Linked DNA regions of Homo sapiens: region 2 is linked to region 1. The links are chromatin loops, found by intact Hi-C in ENCODE. Cell type or tissue: HepG2. All regions are shown on one strand. Each heading gives the region's core, and the rest is flanking DNA. Links, peaks and the distances in the headings are about the cores only.

Region 1 (9,296 bases), core at 2,757-5,256:
AGTAAATATTTAAGATAAAAAATTACAACAAATAACAATAATTTATGTTTGCCACTTCACAAAAACATATGACTATGGGAACCATTGCCAGGCTCTTGAGGGCTTTGGAAAGAACCTCTTGCAAAAAAGGAGGTTAAACCTTAAAGCTTCATTAGCTTCGTGGTAAATTCACCTCTGGTCACAAGAATAGAAATACCACCAGAGTAAAGGTCTGGCTGGCACAGTATGACTTTCAGACAGCATCTTAAAGGCACTTTTGTGGGAGCGGATGATGGATGCCTTCACAATACTGGCCTCAAATTATTCAGAACACCACTAACTTCTGATTTTTCTATAAGACTTGAAGAAGAACATGCATATGAAGATGCTTTAAAAACTCCTAAAGGTCTCCCTGGGGGAGGAGCCAAGATGGCCGAATAGGAACAGCTCGGGTCTACAGCTCCCAGTGTGAGCAACGCAGAAGACGGGTGATTTCTGCATTTCCAACTGAGGTACCGGGTTCATCTCACTGGGGTGTGCCAGACAGTGGGTGCAGGACAGTGGGTGCATGTTAGTATGTTTTTTCTTACATTCTGCAAACTCCGCTATGCCTCAATCAATAATCAAATTTGGCTGGGTGCAATGGCTCACGCCTGTAATCCCAGCACTTTGGGAGGCCAAGGCAGACGGATCACAAGATCAGGAGATCAAGGCCATCCTGGCCAACATGGTGAAATCCCGTCTCTACTAAAAATACAAAAATTAGCTGGGCGTGGTGGTGCGCAGCTGTGGTCCCAAGCTACTTGGGAGGCTGAGGCAGGAGAATAGCTTGAACCCAGGAGGTGGAGGCTGCAGTGAGCCAGGATCGTGCCACTGAACTCCAGCCTGGGCGACAGAGTGAGACTCCATCTCAAAAAAAAAAAAAAAAAAAATCAAAGTTACCTAAGCATTCAGCAAACCTATTTATTTTTTACCTTATACAAGCACTTTAGGGTTTTAAAAATAATTACTATGTGATATTACCTTTCATTTTTCCTAGAACATTCTTTTTTCACCTTTGTATTCCATAGTTGAAACAATATAATTTTAGTCCCCATTTACAAGTGATTCACCCTCAGCCTGCATTTTTCTATAATAAAGTTCTAACTTTTGCTTTCATCTTCTTTTGGTAACTTCTTAATTCCCTTGATAATATGCAGTTCTCATCTCTGTTCTTTTTCTGGGTTGATCCTTATATTTCTTAAAGCACATGGCCAAAACTACAACCAAGTTTCCATGGAAGAAAGTGTCATAGTTTTATAAATCATTCTAATGCATGTGTGTGAGTTTTTAATTCTCTTGCTATATTATGCCCAGCATTTGCTGGTTTGTTGGCCATAATGAGATTTTTTTCAGTTTGATGTGTCTTTTAGATTCTCTTTAATAGTAGTTGCTTGGAATCATAGGAGAAATTTGGTCAGGATAATCCGGAAGTTTGAAGTAATGGGCAAAAGCACTCAAACTACTGGAGAGAGTGATGAATGAAGCAGACAGGAGGTGATAGAAAGGAGCGGGGTTGCAATCTGAAAAGAAGCTTTTGAGAGATCAAAAAACAGGTCAAGTCACAGGATAGGGAGCGTTGGTTAATTGACAAGATGAAAGGCTTATGATTCTAGAGAAAAAGCAGGAAGTTGGCACGAGGTTGATATAATGAAGGTAGAGTTGTACCTTTTAATAAGGTCCAAGGTTCTTTCATTCAATGAGTGGCCACTGTGGGATGGAGTAGGAGGTCAGGATGATCAACTAGATAGAACTTGTGTGGTAGGGAATAGAAGAATGGTTCTCAACGCTGACTGCACATCAGAACCACCTGGAGAGTTTTAAAGCCTATCAAGGCCCAGGTCCCACAGGCCAATTCAATCAGAATCTGGAGGTGGGGCTAGGCATTGGCAGGTGTGAAAAATCACCGAGTGATTCTTGTATGCAGCCAGAATTGAGGACTCTGGATTTGAACAACTGTTTGCACCTGCAGAAGTTTTTATACTCTTGCTGCTCTATCAGGCCTTATTACCCTTTACCAATTAAATCAGACGATTTGGGGGTAAGATTTTGGCTCTCTGTCCCCATCCAAATCTCATCTCGAATTGTAATCTCCCTGTGTCAAGGGAGGAACCTGGTGGGAGGTGATTGGATCATGGGGGCGGTTTCCCTCATGCTGTTCTTGTGCAAGTTCTCATTAGATCTGAGGGTTTAAAGGTTGAGGCTTCCCCTACTTGCTTGGCGTTCTTTCTCCTGATGCCTAGAAGGTGTCTGCTTCCCTTTCATCTTCTGCCATGATTGTGAGTTTCCTGAGGCCTCCCCAGCCATGCAGATCTGTGAGTGAATTAAACCTCTTTTGTTTATAAATTACCCAATCTGAGGTAGTATCTTTATGGTAGTGTGAACATGGGCTAATATAGTAAGATCTAGGCAAAAGCCATTTAAAAAATTCCCCAGGTGTTTCCAACCTGCAACCAAGTTTAGGAACCACTGGGTTAGAGGGATTGTATCCTGTGATCTACTATGTACCATGAATAAAATGAAATTATATTGTATGATAGCCCTTGTATATTAAAATAATACTTTGTTTTGAAGTTTAATGCACAGAAAGGAATCCAGATGCTACTCTTTGTCTTAGTTTTGTTTTTTGTTTTTTTTTTTTGAGATGGAGTCTCACTCTGTCTCCCAGGATGGAGTGCAGGGGCACGATCTCGGCTCACTGCAACCTCGGCCTCCAGGGTTCAAGTGATTCTCCTGAGTAGGTGGGGTTACAGGCGCCCACCACCATGCTCGGTTAATTTTTGTATTTTTAGTAGAGACGGGGTTTCTCCATGTTGGCCAGGCTGGTCTCCAACTCCTGACCTCAAGTGATCCACCCACGTCGGCCTCCCAAAGTGCTAGGATTACAGGCGTGAGCCACTACACCTGGCCTGTTTGTCTTACTTCTGATGGTTTAGTGCACCCTTCTAATTTAAGAAAATGAGAATGACAGAATTTTGAAAAATGGAGGAGGCCTTAGAGAAGAAGTCACGACCTCTTTTTTTACATATGAGAAATAAGGGGCCCAGAAAGGATAATTTAATTGTCCACAATTTCTTGGGTGGTTAATAACAGAATAGGGTCCCCTGACAGATCATTTTCAATTTTCTTTCTACTCCTCAATGCTGGCTTCATTACAACTCTTAGTTTTGAAGTGATAAACTTTAAAAGGGATATGACTTCATTTATAAAATCTATGGAGTACATGGACAGGGTGAATGTGAACTTGTCCATAAAACTCTAGAACACTAGAAGTAAAAGTTGCCCTCAAAGCCATGAAAAAGTTTATTTTAAAACAAGTAAATTAAACTACTAAAGTATCCCTTAATACCAAACATGGCATTTAAATTAGTGACCATGAGAATCTTTCAAGCCAAAAGAATGGCCACTGGGTAGCCATTCTATGTACGTAGGAAGGCTAAAAGTTTTGGGGTCTTCAGACCTGGGAAAATATGTGAGTTTCATAAGGTCACATGCTAGACTATAAAAGGAAATTTTGCAATCAGTACTTAAGCTCTTAATCATGTGGCTCACATGTTTTCATACTCCCTGAGTTGGTTAGTCCAATTCCTGACCTAGCCAACCTAGAAGAAAACAGAACAAAAGCAGGTCTCTATTGGGAATAAAGTTAACTGCGTATGATTATATTCTGCTTGTTAAATATGCACACTTCCTTGTGTATTCATGGACTTTGGTCGCAGTAAATGATCTTTGCAAAAAATGTCCTGGACACATCCTACTTACACTGAATGACATTCTTTGAGAGGCAGGTTGCTAGTTGCCAACTACAGTGCTTTGTTTCCAGCTGTTTCCCAGCCCATATCTTTCCATTGGCTGTGTTGAAAAGACTAGAGCATGCTGATGAAGCCTAAAAGCAACTCCAAGGAGGGGAAGTGAATAGATTAGATCATAGAACTTGATTTAGAAAGGTTTCCGTGGGCTGAAATGGGCAGCAAAATCTAAGCAGATGCAATTCCGTGGAGAGAGAAGAGAGGTATAAGTACTTGAACACAGTACATCAGTAAAGGGGGGGAACACACTTGCCTTATGGTATTTGAAGGGCTGTTATTAAAAGAGAGTTTCTAAGTCCAAAGTCCATAGACCATTCATAGGCCTTCAGAACACTGCAATTCCGCAAAGATTGTACAAGTTTTTATTCATGTCTAAATTTTTTTTTCCTGGAGATAAGGTCTGTCATTTTTATTAAATGCTCAAAATAAGAAAAATCAGATTAAACCTAAAAGTTATTAACTAGGGAAAATAAAAGGCAGCTACAGATAGATTTAGTTTCAATGAGAGGAAGAAATTTCTGACATTTAAAGTTGTCCAAACATGGAATGAGCTACCATGGGAGGTTTCAAATTTCCAGGCCATTTGGCAAGAATATCATAGAAGGTATTTAAGCAACAGTGAGTGGTGAAATGTGTTTACATTTCTATAAAACAAACAACTGTGTACATGGAGAGAATGCCTCAGTAAAATTAATGTGAATGCTGGTAGAGTTAGGAATTCTCAGAGCACTGAGGCCCTGAACCAAAAGACCACAAGTGATGACAAGAATTGTGGCTAGTTGGGGGATTGGGGGTACATTTGCCTCCTTTGGGCTGATCCTGGTTATTGATAATTAGACAAAAAGACACCCTAGTGGTTTCATTTTGTCTTTGCACTGTTGGAGGACTTGCTCTACACCTGGGTCATTTATGGTTATCTAATAGATACAGCACCCACAAACAGTTACAATGGGGAAGTTGGTAGAAAAATCAAGGGTGAGAGTATAGTGGTTAAGACCATGGACTGGGGAGATAGGCTGGCTGAATTTCACTCCTGCCTCTTTTTACTAGCTGCGTGTGACCTCGAAGAGGCTGTATAGCCACTCTGTGCTTCATTTCCCCAGATGTGAAATGAGAATGACAGTAGTACCTACATTATAGATTGGAAAATAAATACAAAAAATCATGTAAAGAATTAAAAACCATGCTCAAGAATGGTTAGCTATATGACTGTTGTGGTTTCTAGTTATTGAATGGAGATATTTGAATTATATTACAAACTGTCATTTATTTGCTGTATGATGTAGGGAAAATGCCTTATCTCTCTGGCTTCATGCTTCCCATCTATAAAATGGTGAACACATTTACGCTGGATGGAGATAATATCCAATTTAGTACTGGCTTTAACAACTAAAAGAGTCAAAGTACCCCTAAAGGTCTTACTTAGAAAGCAGAGTTTAACAATGATTTTTATAAGTTTAGGCTTATAGCAGCACATTAATTCTTAGTTTGGGAGCAGTGCTTTAGCTTAGATTTTGAAATCATCAGCAAAGTGTACTATCTGCACTATCATCAAGTTTTGTCAGAGCCTCACCCATGTTTTAAATCTGCTGTCTCTAGAACTCTACCCAAAACTTTTTATTAGAACGTCTTGAGGTATATTTTGTATCTGAAGATTTCAAGGGCTTCACAGTAATTCCTGAGTTGGCCCCTATCTAGAGCTGCGATTCCCAGATCTAGAGAGTTCTGCCTCCCAAGCAGTGGGAGCCTTGGACACCTCCTATCTGATGACTGATCCTCCTCTGCTTGAATCTTTTGGAAAAGAGAGCACTTGCCAGTTGACTAGGGAGTTCATCACACTTTATAGTCTATTTAAAGTTTTCTTTTCTTTTCTTTTTCTTTTTTTTCTTTTTTTTTTTTTTTTTGAGACAATCTCGCTCTTGTCCCCCAGGCTGGAGTGCAATGGTGTGATCTCGGCTCACTGCAACCTCCGCCTCCTGGGTTCAAGCGTTCTCCTGCCTTGGCCTCCCGAGTAGCTGGGATTACAGGGGTCTGCTACCACACCCAGCTAATTTTTGTATTTTTAGTAGAGATGGGGTTTCACCATGTTGGCCAGGCTGGTCTTGAACTCCTGACCTCAGGTGATCTGCCCACCTCGGCCTCCCAAAGTGTTGGGATTAGGCCTGAGCCACTGCGCCCGGCCTATTTAAAGTTTTCTTTTCATCTTAAAATGCATTGTATATATGTACTTAATGTGTAAGAATGTATAAGTCATTAGTTAATAACTGATGCAGCTTCACATTAAGCGCTTTGCTTTTAAATTTAACTTCAAATGCTAAATTAGTAGCATGGGCAAACACACATCAATAAAGTCTATTGGTTTGGACTCTGCTATTTTGAAGTTCGTCATAATTGGCTAGACTGCTGTGTACATTTGCTAAATAAGTTGTCATCTTTATAACACAGATTAATAGCATGCCTAAACATTTAAGAGGCTTAGAAAGAACTGCTTTTAAGGACCTTGAAGTACTGTATAAACAACTACTGAAATGCTAATTATAATTTAGTCTTATCTATTTATCACATTTTTTTCTTGAGAGGAGCCAGAGACTGAAGAGGTTGACATGGTCAACCTTCAAATCTGGGTTCCTGGCATTCCTTGAAAAGAATGATTTTATCAGGTACTTATCTCCTGGCCAGGCTTTTGGGTTTTCGTTTTTTTGTTTTTCTCATCTGCCTGTCCTGCTTGAGCTGCCATTTTAATTTATTATTCATGCAAAGTATTTGAGAGCTAGTCCATGCTGATATGCAGATGTCAGATTTTCTTCAGGCCATTCAACTTCCTTGGTGTGTTTGGGAAATCTGCCTTCTATTTGTTGTGTTGGGTTAAAAGTAAAATAATCAGGAAGGAGACAGCCCTTCATGAGGCTTTCCTTCATTACTAGGAAACATCTCTGGGACAGCCCTGTCAAGCCACTGCAGCCTGATGCTCTTAAAGAACTCACTCACAGTCCTGAAGCTCCCCTGCTTCTTGCTCGGCCCGCATCGCGGACCCTCTGCTCCCTCTGCTGTATGTGACTTTCCTCCTCAGAAGGGCGCCACAGTTTAAAATTTTGTTCTTTGAACATTTCCTTTCCCTAAGTTAAAAAATGATTAAAAGACAAATTTTCATCTTGTTTTCAAAAACAGAGGAGCTGTGACTTCAAACTCTTAGATATAAATTTTCTTTTCAATGTGGAAGCAACTTGAATTTTAGGATTAAAATTCAGTCTTCAATTAACTCTCTCTATAAAGTCAGGGAGAATAAGCCCCTCCCCTTCTCCTTTGCACCCAAAAATCCAGCCATATTGACCTTTTCATGGATCCCCAGTTGCTGTCCAGAAATGCACTCTGCCTTGGAGGAGCTTGCATTTGGGTGAAGGATCCAATCAGAAAAGTAGATTATTATGCAGCAAGATGACTTTATAAGAGTAATTCAAAGTACATGCTGGTGAGGGGAGCACCTGTCACAGCTCAATGGGGGCAGTGCACGAGTCTCCTTTCTGGGAAGGGGATGTTTGAGCCGAGTTCTGAAGGAGAAGGCGTTGAGGATCCCTCACACAGAGGGTTAGGGTCTGTGAGAGGGGAAGAGAGGCTTTCCAGGGCAAAGGTAGGGTGCATTTCTGGATTATCATGTCTATCACAGTGTCCGGCTAGTCCTCAAATTACGTTTGTAGCATGAATAAGTTTGTAGCATTATCGAGAATTATAATCGGGCCATTCTAAAAGTATTAACAGAATTAGTGTAGATTCCAGAAATGGCAAATTTAGAGAGCTCATCATTAGGCAAGTACTCTGAAATAGAAGAGAAAGTTAAGGTTATTTAACTTACAGTAAAATTCCATTAAAATTATATCACAAGAAATAAAAAAATTAATAAAAATAATTTAACAGAATTAATGTAAAATGTAAATACTAAAATTATTATTGTCTTTTAATAACAGATGTGATTTATTTAAGTAGATAGACTATCTCATACATGGCTTGAAAAGTGCTGTCTGGTAAAGGTTTTTCTTTATTTTAACTTGGCTATGAGGCAGGAACTTTCATGGCTTTTGAAAATTACTTCTTTTAAAATGAAACCTCTGATCTAAAACAAAACAAAGCATTATAGATTGATACTTTTGAAATAAGTTTTTATTTTCAGGAATTTCTTAGGAATAAAGTGAATTTATACTTCAAAAGATAAAACTAAAATAAAGTTATAATAAAACACTAAGCGAGAAGTTGATAATTTTTAAAGGTGAATGTGTGTGTGTTGGGGTTGGGGGATACTTAAATATAATTTTTTACTACATAGATGCAAGTTAATTTAAAATGATTTTAAACTCATATTGTAGACATGGGAGTGCTATTAATACATGTGGAATTACAAGTCCAAAGAAAATCTTCAAAGTTGCAATGTTATGATTAGCAACCCAGTTAAACCACGAAGTGCTCCCACATCATCAACATTTCTGCAACAGGATTCTTTGCTTGGCAGGTCTTAGGAATGATTGCTCAGTCTTGTGACTGGCTTTCTATCCTCCACATTGACTTGAGACAACATAAAATAAAAATATTCACCAACCATGTGATAGATTTGTAAACAACACACATGCATTTCTCTGCTGTAATTTTTATGACTGGCACAACTTGGGTAGAGTTTGGGGAAAAATAGGTAAGAAGAAAGAAAGGAAAGTTAAGGATAACCATACTCTGGGAATGACTAAGAGACGGAGGTAGAGAAGGCAAAGATAAAGTTAGGCGTTTACTTTGTCGTACCACTTGAGCACTGCATCTGGCTTTTAAACCCTTACTGTGTCTTGAATGCGGCTGATTTCACAGAGTGGAACCTCCCGACCTGGCCAATCTGGCTTCCATCTTCAAATCCTCTTACTAGAAAGAATGATTTTAAGACAGGGAACTTGCCAACCTTGGGTTCTGTAGGGAAAATTGAGATATTTATGGTGATTCCCATTCTCCATCAGGGCTCTTGATTCTTCCAGGAAGTCCTTTATTTATTTTTGGTTTCTTTTCTTTTTCTATGCTAAGATAGTCCCAAATGTTTTCAATTTTCCTGTAACTCTTTATCCTATTCATTTTCTCATTTTAACTGTATGATGTTACCTCTGAAGTCATGGATAAAATAAAGCCCATTATTTCCCTTCTCTATCCTTCCAGTATTTATAATGTCACCCACCACTACCTCCTCCCACCTCATGTCCCCAAGCTAATCCTTCCCCTCCCGCTTTAGGCCTTTGTTCAGTCAATTATCTGTGGCTTCATATTCATATTTTATATGTTGTCTCCTCCCCCTTAAAAACAAGCCAAAAAAGACTAAAAGAATCTTCCCTTGATTCTGCCTTTACCTCAAATTACTGCTTTGTCTCTTCTTCCCTTTGAAACCAAAATTTGTATAACGTTTGTCTATATTTGCTCTCTTATCTTCATGATCTTTTTATTCAAATT
Region 2 (9,296 bases), core at 3,167-5,666, 91 kb before region 1:
AGACACCGAGATATGTCAGCATTTCCTTCAGTTATCTGCTGATTATGACCTCATTAGGGTGAACTGTCTGAGCGCCAGAATTATTAGGGAGATTTTTACAAACATGCAGATCCCCAGACCTACTCCAGATCTTTTAGGGACAGGATTCAGGAATCTGACCCTGGTGTTGTGTTTGGGACGCACTGCAGCAAATGAAAGAATTCTGAGATTACTTGGGTTCTTTGAGCCTTACCATGATCATCAATTTCTCTGAGCATTGTCTTCCCAATCTGTAGAATGAAGAAACAAGGCCAACTTTGCCCACCTCACAGGTGTTGTGAGGCTGATGCCTGTGAAAACATTTTGGCAAAATGCTTTACTATTATCATTTTCAAGGAAAGGAAATTTAGAATAGGTATTTTTATTCTGCCAGGCAAATGGAGCTTGCAAAGTACAATTGTCACAAACACACAAAATTCTCTCAAATACAGATTGTATGGGATATGTTTGCACAGACTCATTGCCATTGCTGGGCCTGGATCTCAACCTAGTGATAGCAGTCAGTCTTGAGAGTAGTACAGGAAATTCTTTGCTGGCATCCCCATCACAATTCCAAACCTGTACAACAAAGCTTGAAGATATTTTAACAAAGCAAAAACCTTTCATTCCATGATTAAAGATAAGACTCAAAACACATTTCATGAGGGTAACAGGTTTACTCAGACTGACCCAATAGTCACATTGACTGAAGCCTTCTTCCTCAGTCCCCATTTGACAGTAGCTTTGGAAAGCGCTGCTACAAGGAAAACAGCAGAGCTGATGGCAAGCATTTTTATACAGTCTTGTTTATTTCCCTCTGTGTGTGTGTATATATGTTTATATACACACACAGAAATACAAATATATATATGCATATGTATATATACATATCTGCATCTTCTAGAACTCCCATCTTTCCCCTTGCCAATCAAGCCCAAATTCAATGAAATTATTGTATAGAAATAGTTAATAAAATCTGTTAGCTAATAATATTAACAGAATGAGAACCCAGATTTTAGTTACTAACTTTGGAGATATTTCAGCTTTAAAGCTGTGAGGAAAAACATTGAGAGAGTCTTTATGTAGATCTACCTGATTTGAGTACTGTGAGCATCCAGGTAGAGTAATAGGGGATTGAGGCCTAGGAACTTGGAGAGAAAGAGGTCAGGAAAAATGTATCAAATATACAGGGCGGCTGAACCCAACAGCAGGCTAGGACCCAAGGAAAGAGTCTGGAAACACCTCCTGCTGGAGCCTGGGAAGAGAATTTAAGACAATCTAGTGTCCACCTGTCTTCACACTGCCCTGGGACATGAAGAAGGGGCTCTGGCCTCATTTGGGAGCTGCGAAAAAGAGGGAGAAAGATTGACACGGAGTATGGGGATCGAATGGCCAGTGACAACCAAGAACTGGGAGGATAGTTTAATAAAAAGTGGCAAGTGACAATAAAACAGGCAGGACTCGAAGGAGCTCTCAAAAATACCCAGAAGGAGACTCATTTTCTTGTGGGCAAGCAAATGAGGGTTTGAACGATGTTTATTTGGTTGTTAATGAAAAGGACTGCCCAGAAGGCTGGAAAATATAAAGCACTCTGGTTACATTTGTATTAGCTAAAACATTCTATATGTAATTATGAGATGTATTCTCAATGAAACGGAAGTTACATTGTGACTACATACAGCTTTATAGAAGCCTGACATATGGCAACAACTTGTTAAAACCATTCTAACTTCTTTACTTGAAGAAAGAAAACTAACTACTCTCTCTATAATTGGAGTCCTTGTATCTCCTTTGTGCTTCTACATATCCCCTGGAGAATGAGGAAAAGGAGCTCAGAGGGGGAAGAGAACTAATATTTATTGAGCACCTCCTAATTCCCAAGATGCTTTATAGACATTGTCTTCACTTAATCCAGAGCAACCCTCAGAAAGAGTTACTATAAATCCCGTTTTATGGGGCAAGAAATTGGGGCTCAAGGTCAACTCGCCCAAAGTTACATAGTGTTTCTCATGCTTGAGTAAAGAACAGACTCCTTTTATGACTATCACCAAGAATATGTCAAGTCCTTGGTTTAAAACACACTGATTTATGGCATAATTCATGAAAGCATCTTTCAGTTATGAATTATCACTATAAAAGAAAATTTTCATTTATGTAAGAGTAAACAATAATTTTATTTTATTTATTATTATTATTATTTTTGAGATGAGGTCTCTCTCTGTCACTCAGGCTGGAGTGTAGTGATCTTGCAACCTCCACGTCCCAGGCTCAAGTGATCCTCTCACCACAGCTTCCTGAGTAGCTGGGACTACAGGCTCGCACCACCACACCTGGCTACTTTCCTTTTTTTTCTTTGTTAAGAGATGGGGTTTCTTCATGTTGCCCCTGGCTAGTCTTGGACTCCTGGACTTAAGTGACCAGCCAGCTTCAGCCTCCCAAAGTGTTTGGATTACAGGCATGAGCCACCGCGCCCAGCCGTAAACAATAATTTTAAATACCATCATTGAATTGAAAACAGCCACATGCACACACACACACACACCCCAAAATTCAAAATACAAGGATCTGAGAATGTCTTCAGACCCTTAGATGTGAAGAAACCCTTGGGAAACATTATATTTTTACCATGCTCCCATTATTCAGGCATCAATAAGAGGATTGAGCTATGCTGTACAATAATAAGTAGACTGTAAGATCGTTAGAACTCAGTTTTAAGCTTATAATCTGCAACCAGACATGAAAATCCATATTCCTGATTTCTAGTTAGCACACAAACTTCCACATTGTATAGCCAAGTTGTTGCAAAGCTTTGCCAAAATGGGTCAGCCTCAGAACATTAATGTTATGACACCCTTACACAGTGTAAGGCCATTATTTTTGGACCTAGTTTCATCCAGGGTGCTTCCTGCTTCCATAAGCATGTTCAACTGGTTTGAACAGTCATAGACCCTTGCTGGCAGGTTGATCTCTCCCTTCTTTTCCTCCCCCTCACAGATCTGTCTTGCACTAGGCTCAGTGTAAACAAACTAGTTAAAACTGGCTCTCCATATATCCTACGCTTTAGGAGCAATTTCATATAAAGTCGTCCCTCCATGTCCAATGGGGATTGGTTCCAGGACGCTCCTCAACACCCCGATACCTAAATCTACAGATGCTCAAGTTCTTTATATAAAATGGTATTTGCATTTAACCTACACATACCCTTCTATATGCTTTAAAGCATCTCTTGATTACTTAAAATACCTAATACAATGTAAATCCTATGTAAATAGTTATTAAACTGTATTTTTAAAATTTGTATTACTTGCATTGTTATATTGTTATTTTTAAATTTGGGGGGAATATTTTCCACCCGTTGTTAGTTGAATCCTTGCATGCAGAATCCATGGATATGGAGGGCCAACTGTACAAATCCCAGGATAAAACTCACATGATACAAACTTAAGTCTAAGAACAAATGGGCCCCTTTAAACAGGAATTTCCTTTATCCCAGAGACTGTGCAGCCCACTTTACCAAAGATGTGATTTGGCAGTCTCCCAGAACTTCAATATGATCCCTCTTTGCACTGCTAGAGACAGAATAAATATGTATGATAAAAATGCATGTGATAACTAAAATAAATGGAGGTAGCAGAGCCTAATTGCATTTCCAATAGGAAAGAGCTAGTCATGAAACCATAAAGACATGAGTTTTTTTTAATAGCAAAATGGGAATTGTAGTTTACAGCCCCCAAAAGTATGTTTTCAATTGCTTTCTCTGCATTATTAAAGGTTGACTTTCTGACCTAAGGGTCCTTTGCCATCTAAAATGTCTAAACATGCCAGTTTAAATATATGGTGTCAGCAAAAAATGAAAACCAAACTGTATATTTTTTTCCTCTCACTAGTGAGAGCTGAGCTAGCTGTTCTCACATGCCCACTCCGGCAGGGAAGCTGAAAGCAAGTATGTGAGAGGGAAGGAGTGGTATCAAGGCTCACACATGCCTGCAGATGCCATAGCTGGCTTTTGAATTGTGGTGATTCACATGTTATTATTATAATGGAACTTCACCAACTGATTTCAACTGAAAAAAAATAGTTTGGTTATATATGACTCTTTCACCTCTATCTAGGGAAGATAATGCATATTAAATTAGTCCATATATGATATTTTTTTCCCTTGTTGTAAACCTTGGAAGAGGAATTTGCCAAAAAAAAAAGAATGTATAGCTAATAGGTTTCTTCCTGTTTCTTCCTTCCTTCGTTCTTTCCTTTTTCCTTCTTTCCTTCCTTCCTTTTTTCCTAGCAAAAAGAAGCCTAAACAATGACATTTCTTTTCCAAATATCCATACACGGACTATTAAGTTTAGAAAGAGGAAACTAACAAAACACTTTTTCCCTTAATACTAAACTCCAGGCAATGACTGAGTTGTTTTCGGTTTGCGGAGTGTTTGTTTTTGACCAGTATGAGTCTGCAGTCCTTTAAGAGGCTGAAGCTGATATCTGACACACGTCACTGGGAATGTGAGATAGTGAGAGATCCAAGCTTGTGGAAGGCTGAAGCATGCAAGGTCGTGTCTTCTCTTTGCTTTCTACTACTCAGAGCTCCACTTCCTGCAATTCTTTCATAATGTGCTTCTTTGCCATTTTGCAAGTGTTGATCAAAAATGTCAGGATTGTTTGCTATCTCAAATCCCAAAATATCCATGACCTTGAACAGCACATACATGACTTCTGAAAGGAAAACAGCAGAACTGATGGCAAGCATTTTTATAGTCTTTTTTTATTTCCCTAGGGAATAATAGATATCTTGAAAGAACAACTTTAAAAAAGTTATGCTTTATTAGGAGATTGATAATTATAATTTGAATAAGACTCAGTTAACCAATTGACAAATATCAAGTCTACAACTTCTAGATTAAGTTAAAAATGAGATTTCCCTGCTCTACCTCCTAGATTAACCCATTTAATCCTCAAAGCAACCCTATGATGCTATGCTTTATTTTTCAGTCTATATGTGTAGAAAGTGAGATTTCTACCTCCTTCCCTCAAATATGAGCCAATTGTAAAATAAAAAACACAAATGCTTGTTTCCTCAAGCAAATCTCAATGATAGTTTAACTTTCCACCAGAAAAGGCAGACAAATTTGATTTGAGAAAGATAAGGCTGCTGCTCATGTTGAAATAAAGTATCGATCCAAGAGCTAGCCCTAGACAAGATTTCAAAGTATGCAGATTTTGCCGGGTGTGGTGGCTCACAACTTTAATCCCAGCACTTTGAAAAGCCGAAGCGGCCAGATCACTTGAGGTCAGGAGTTTGCAACCAGCCTGGCCAACATGGTGAAACCCTGTCTCTACTAAAACTACAAAAATTAGCCGAGTGTGGTGGTGGGCGCCTGTAGTCCCAGCTACTTGGGAGGCTGAGGCAGGAGAATCACTTGAACCCGGGAGGCAGAGGTTGCAGTGAGCCAGGATCGCATGACTGCACTCTATTCTGGGCAATAGAGGGAGACACCATCTGAAAATAAAATAAAACAAAATATGCATATTTTGTGAGCATATTTCTCCAGCATTTCTGATCTGCATTATGCAAGCCACTTGATAATACCGGCTCCCTGGCCCCCAGCTGCTGGGAGGGCTCCACCAGTTTCCTGCTCACCAGTCAGCCCTTTCCAAAGCTGCTGTCAAATGGGGACTGAGGAAGAAGGCTTCAGTCAATGTGACTATTGGGTCAGTCTGAGTAAACCTGTTACCCTCATGAAATATGTTTTGAGTCTTATCTTTAATCATGGAATGAAAGGTTTTTGCTTTGTTAAAACATCTTCAAGCTTTGTTGTACAGGTTTGGAATTGTGATGGGGATGCCAGCAAAGAATTTCCTGTACTACTCTCAAGACTGACTGCTATCACTAGGTTGAGATCCAGGCCCAGCAATGGCAATGAGTCTGTGCAAACATATCCCATACAATCTGTGTTTGAGAGAATTTTGTGTGTTTGTGACAATTGTACTTTGCAAGCTCCATTTCCCTGGCAGAATAAAAACACCTATATATAAACATATGTATACACACACACAGAGAAATACAAAATGACCTCAATAGTTCCTTCAAATTCAGATTCTATTCTATTCTAAAAGCATCTATTTCATATTTTAAAAACATGCATTACAATTGTCTCTGTGTTGTTATGTAAATTTTTAAATGAATTTATAAAAATGTAAATATTGCCAGTATCATTTGGTATCTAACTTTATATGGGAAGTTTGGCACATAGCAGTAACATTAATTTTACTGAGTTTCCACAGTAGAAAATATTTTCTCTTTGTGAAATTTTTAGTCTTCTGAACGAGATTTTTTTTGGTGAAGAAAAGGAAATACATATGTTATTTTAATAAATATATATATTTCTATAGCTGAGAAACCTATCTGATATAAAAATAACAAATTTGATTTCTAATACATTTGTGATGAGCTGTTTTTAAATTAGATTTCTGTTAGAGCATGGTATCCCTCTATCAAAACAAAAACAAAAAGAAAAACAAAAAAACAACCAAACAAACAAAAGGCTGGATTGACTTTTCTTTTTGTTCGGGCATGGTGGATAATAATTTCCCTGGAACTGATAATACGTGAAGGTTGGACATTTTAAGAAAGAATCTGAAATAGAGGACCTGGATTGTAACCATAAATCATCCTGTACACTTACCTGATGGACGTTTTCATATTTGTAAAAATTATTTTTATGTATTTATTGCATTTCCTAAGCAGTCAAGACCTTTTCATGTTTAAGTTATGAAGTAGAGTTCAGGGAGCCACTATGTCTCACCTCACACTTCAGGTAGGTCAGGAAGGTATCAAAACCACAAATATTTCCCTCTAGCTCCAAGCTGTGTAGCTTCTCAGAGATGACAGATATACACTCTGGATTTGGAGTGGTTGCATACACCCTCCCACCTCAGTACTATGTAAAGTGCATATAGTACGATGGGAGACTTGGAAGGAGAAGGAAAGGCTGTGTTGCCTCAAATTTAGTAATGGTTGATTTTGCCCTGATTCATTTATACATTTGATTGTTGATTATGGACATTGTGGCTATACAAACAACTTCATTTTTAAAAACCTCAATGATTACTATTTGTAGGCAGTAATTAAAATATCAGTTAATATTTCACATATGTATTTACACACACATGCATTTTAAATATACCAGGCTTTAAAAACAAGGACATATCAAATCATCTCTTTAAATCCTCCATATTGTCCCTTCACCTCGCTCCAAGTATTGGTGATTCTCATCTCTTTTAAAGCTCATCATTTAGAAAGAATTGAAAAAGGAAACTAGCTACTATCAGGCCCCTTCATGGTGCTGACTTGCCAATGCCACCTTGAAGTTGAATTACAAATCATGAGGTAGCTAAGAAGGCACTTAGTGGTGCATTGTAGTTCTTTTTAACTATCAAACTTAGTTTTTTGTGGTTGCTAAAGTTCCTGCATGAGGATAGAATAATTCTATAAATAAAGAACTAGTTAAAGTTAACTCAGTTCATTTCTTTTTTTTTTTCCTATTCATTTCTTGCTTACAAGAAATTGTGGGAACAGCAATCATTTTAGCCACAAAGGAGGAACAAATACACATATTCAAGGCAAACTCTGTAGTAACATTGAGGTCATCCTCTTGAAAAGTTTTTATGTGTTCTTGAGAGGGAGGAAAAGGGGTGGAGATATTGCCTATGTTTCTGGGCATGCTTACAAAACTGTGAGGTGCATGCCAATGCCATTTTTCTTGTGCTTCAAGGTGAAACAATGGTTAGAAACACTGTTCCATAACAGCGGATTTTGAACTTTTTAAGCCACAGAGTCTTTTTCTCAAACTACATTTTATATGACCCTAAAACATATAAAATATGTAAAACATACATGCTCTGGTTGAAATGGGGTGCGGGGCATAGAAAGTTACAGAACCCCAATGGCGAGGCTTCTTTTTTGGATATCATTACCCCCAAGAGTCCGGAGGTGCCTCTATAACATCTCAGGGCTGGGAAAACATTGCTATGTAGTTGGCTCTGTTGCAACATAATAATTGCAGTACCAAACAGAGTGCAAATATGAGTCAAATATCAGAGCCCGTATGGAGAAATAGCTAAGAGATCACGGTTATTCTCAAACTCTGTGATGGCTCAGTGATCATCAAGTAGAGGAGGAGAGGCCCAGTGCATAGGGCTGTGCCCCTTCTCACCCTGTGACCCTATGCACACAGACACACACACACACACACACACACACACACACACATAGCTACTCTTGTATCTATTTACACTATTGGGTTTCATAGATAAGATTTTTTTTCTTAAGAATAGATTCAGCTTCTAAAAAGATTTTTAAAATCTAAAATACCCAACCCAGAGAACTTTGTTTAATTTTCTTGTTTTATAGGTAAATAACCAGACTGAAGCAACTTTTACGGGGAATGTGGTCTTCTAGACTTCTAACAGGGTGATCTGTACACATTTTGAGCCCTACAAAATAAGGACAAAGGCAGAGGAAGACAGTCATGGGAATGAATCAGAAAATTCAATGACACAATCATGAAATATTCAGAGATGGTGAAATAAAATTGTTGGCTTTTTGTTTATTATTTTAGACTTGTTTTCCAGTTTTATTTAAATCAAGTGTGTTGTGTTTTTCCAATAAGCACTGTTTTTGCACTGCCTATCAGATTTTGATGGTTTTTCTATGTCAGTTTCTCCGGAGTGTTTTTACAATGTCTATTATTTATGTCAAACCACAGTATTATCTTCAAGTAGAAGGCCAAATTTGATAGTTTTATCTTTGAGGAACCTGCTCTACATTGTTTTACAACTGTTCTAACCTCAAGTGAATTAGCATAAGTAAATTTAAGCTTAATTCCTTTAGGAGAACTTGTCTTTAATTCACCTCAGCTACTGGGCATCCAATTAAAAAAATCAGAAAATGATGACTTTCCTGTTAAGTAATTTTAATTTTTGATTGTTATTACTTTAATTAGAACATCATTCAATGTTTTAATATAGATTACAAAGGAGCTTAAATAGTATAACTTTATGAAAAGAAGACAAAAATAACATGGCATGAAGAATCACATTAAAGTGCTTTGTGTATGGGTGACATATTATTACCAGGAAATCGAAGATCCCTAAAGCCTTCTGGACAACTATCTCTAAATCAACCAAGAAGTTCATTGACCTCCAAATTGGTAAATCTGTTTTCTGTCTTAACAAATTATTTCTGTGAATTATATAAAAGAAGGGTTTCCTTTATATTG

What was found. A loop is a pair of places that touch in the nucleus more often than their neighbours do. Peaks named below come from ENCODE experiments on the same cell type or tissue, not always from the same donor. Only the 100,000 strongest peaks of a DNase experiment are listed, where the experiment ranks them.
Region 2: it touches region 1 in a loop (1.9-fold over the local background); 1 of 110 quality-filtered maps calls a loop at or near these places.

Annotation. Positions count from the first base shown.
Region 1 is chr2:189,517,355-189,526,650 of GRCh38, reverse strand. No RefSeq gene overlaps it. Among named protein-coding and RNA genes, the nearest start is that of SLC40A1, 59 kb to the left of the region's middle. In HepG2, for the core only: no CTCF peak of the experiment used is centred there; DNase peaks (open chromatin) are centred at 3,740, 4,100 and 4,430; H3K4me3 peaks cover 458 bases.
Region 2 is chr2:189,608,481-189,617,776 of GRCh38, reverse strand. No RefSeq gene overlaps it. Among named protein-coding and RNA genes, the nearest start is that of SLC40A1, 32 kb to the right of the region's middle. In HepG2, for the core only: no CTCF peak of the experiment used is centred there; DNase peaks (open chromatin) are centred at 4,536 and 5,246; H3K4me3 peaks cover 491 bases.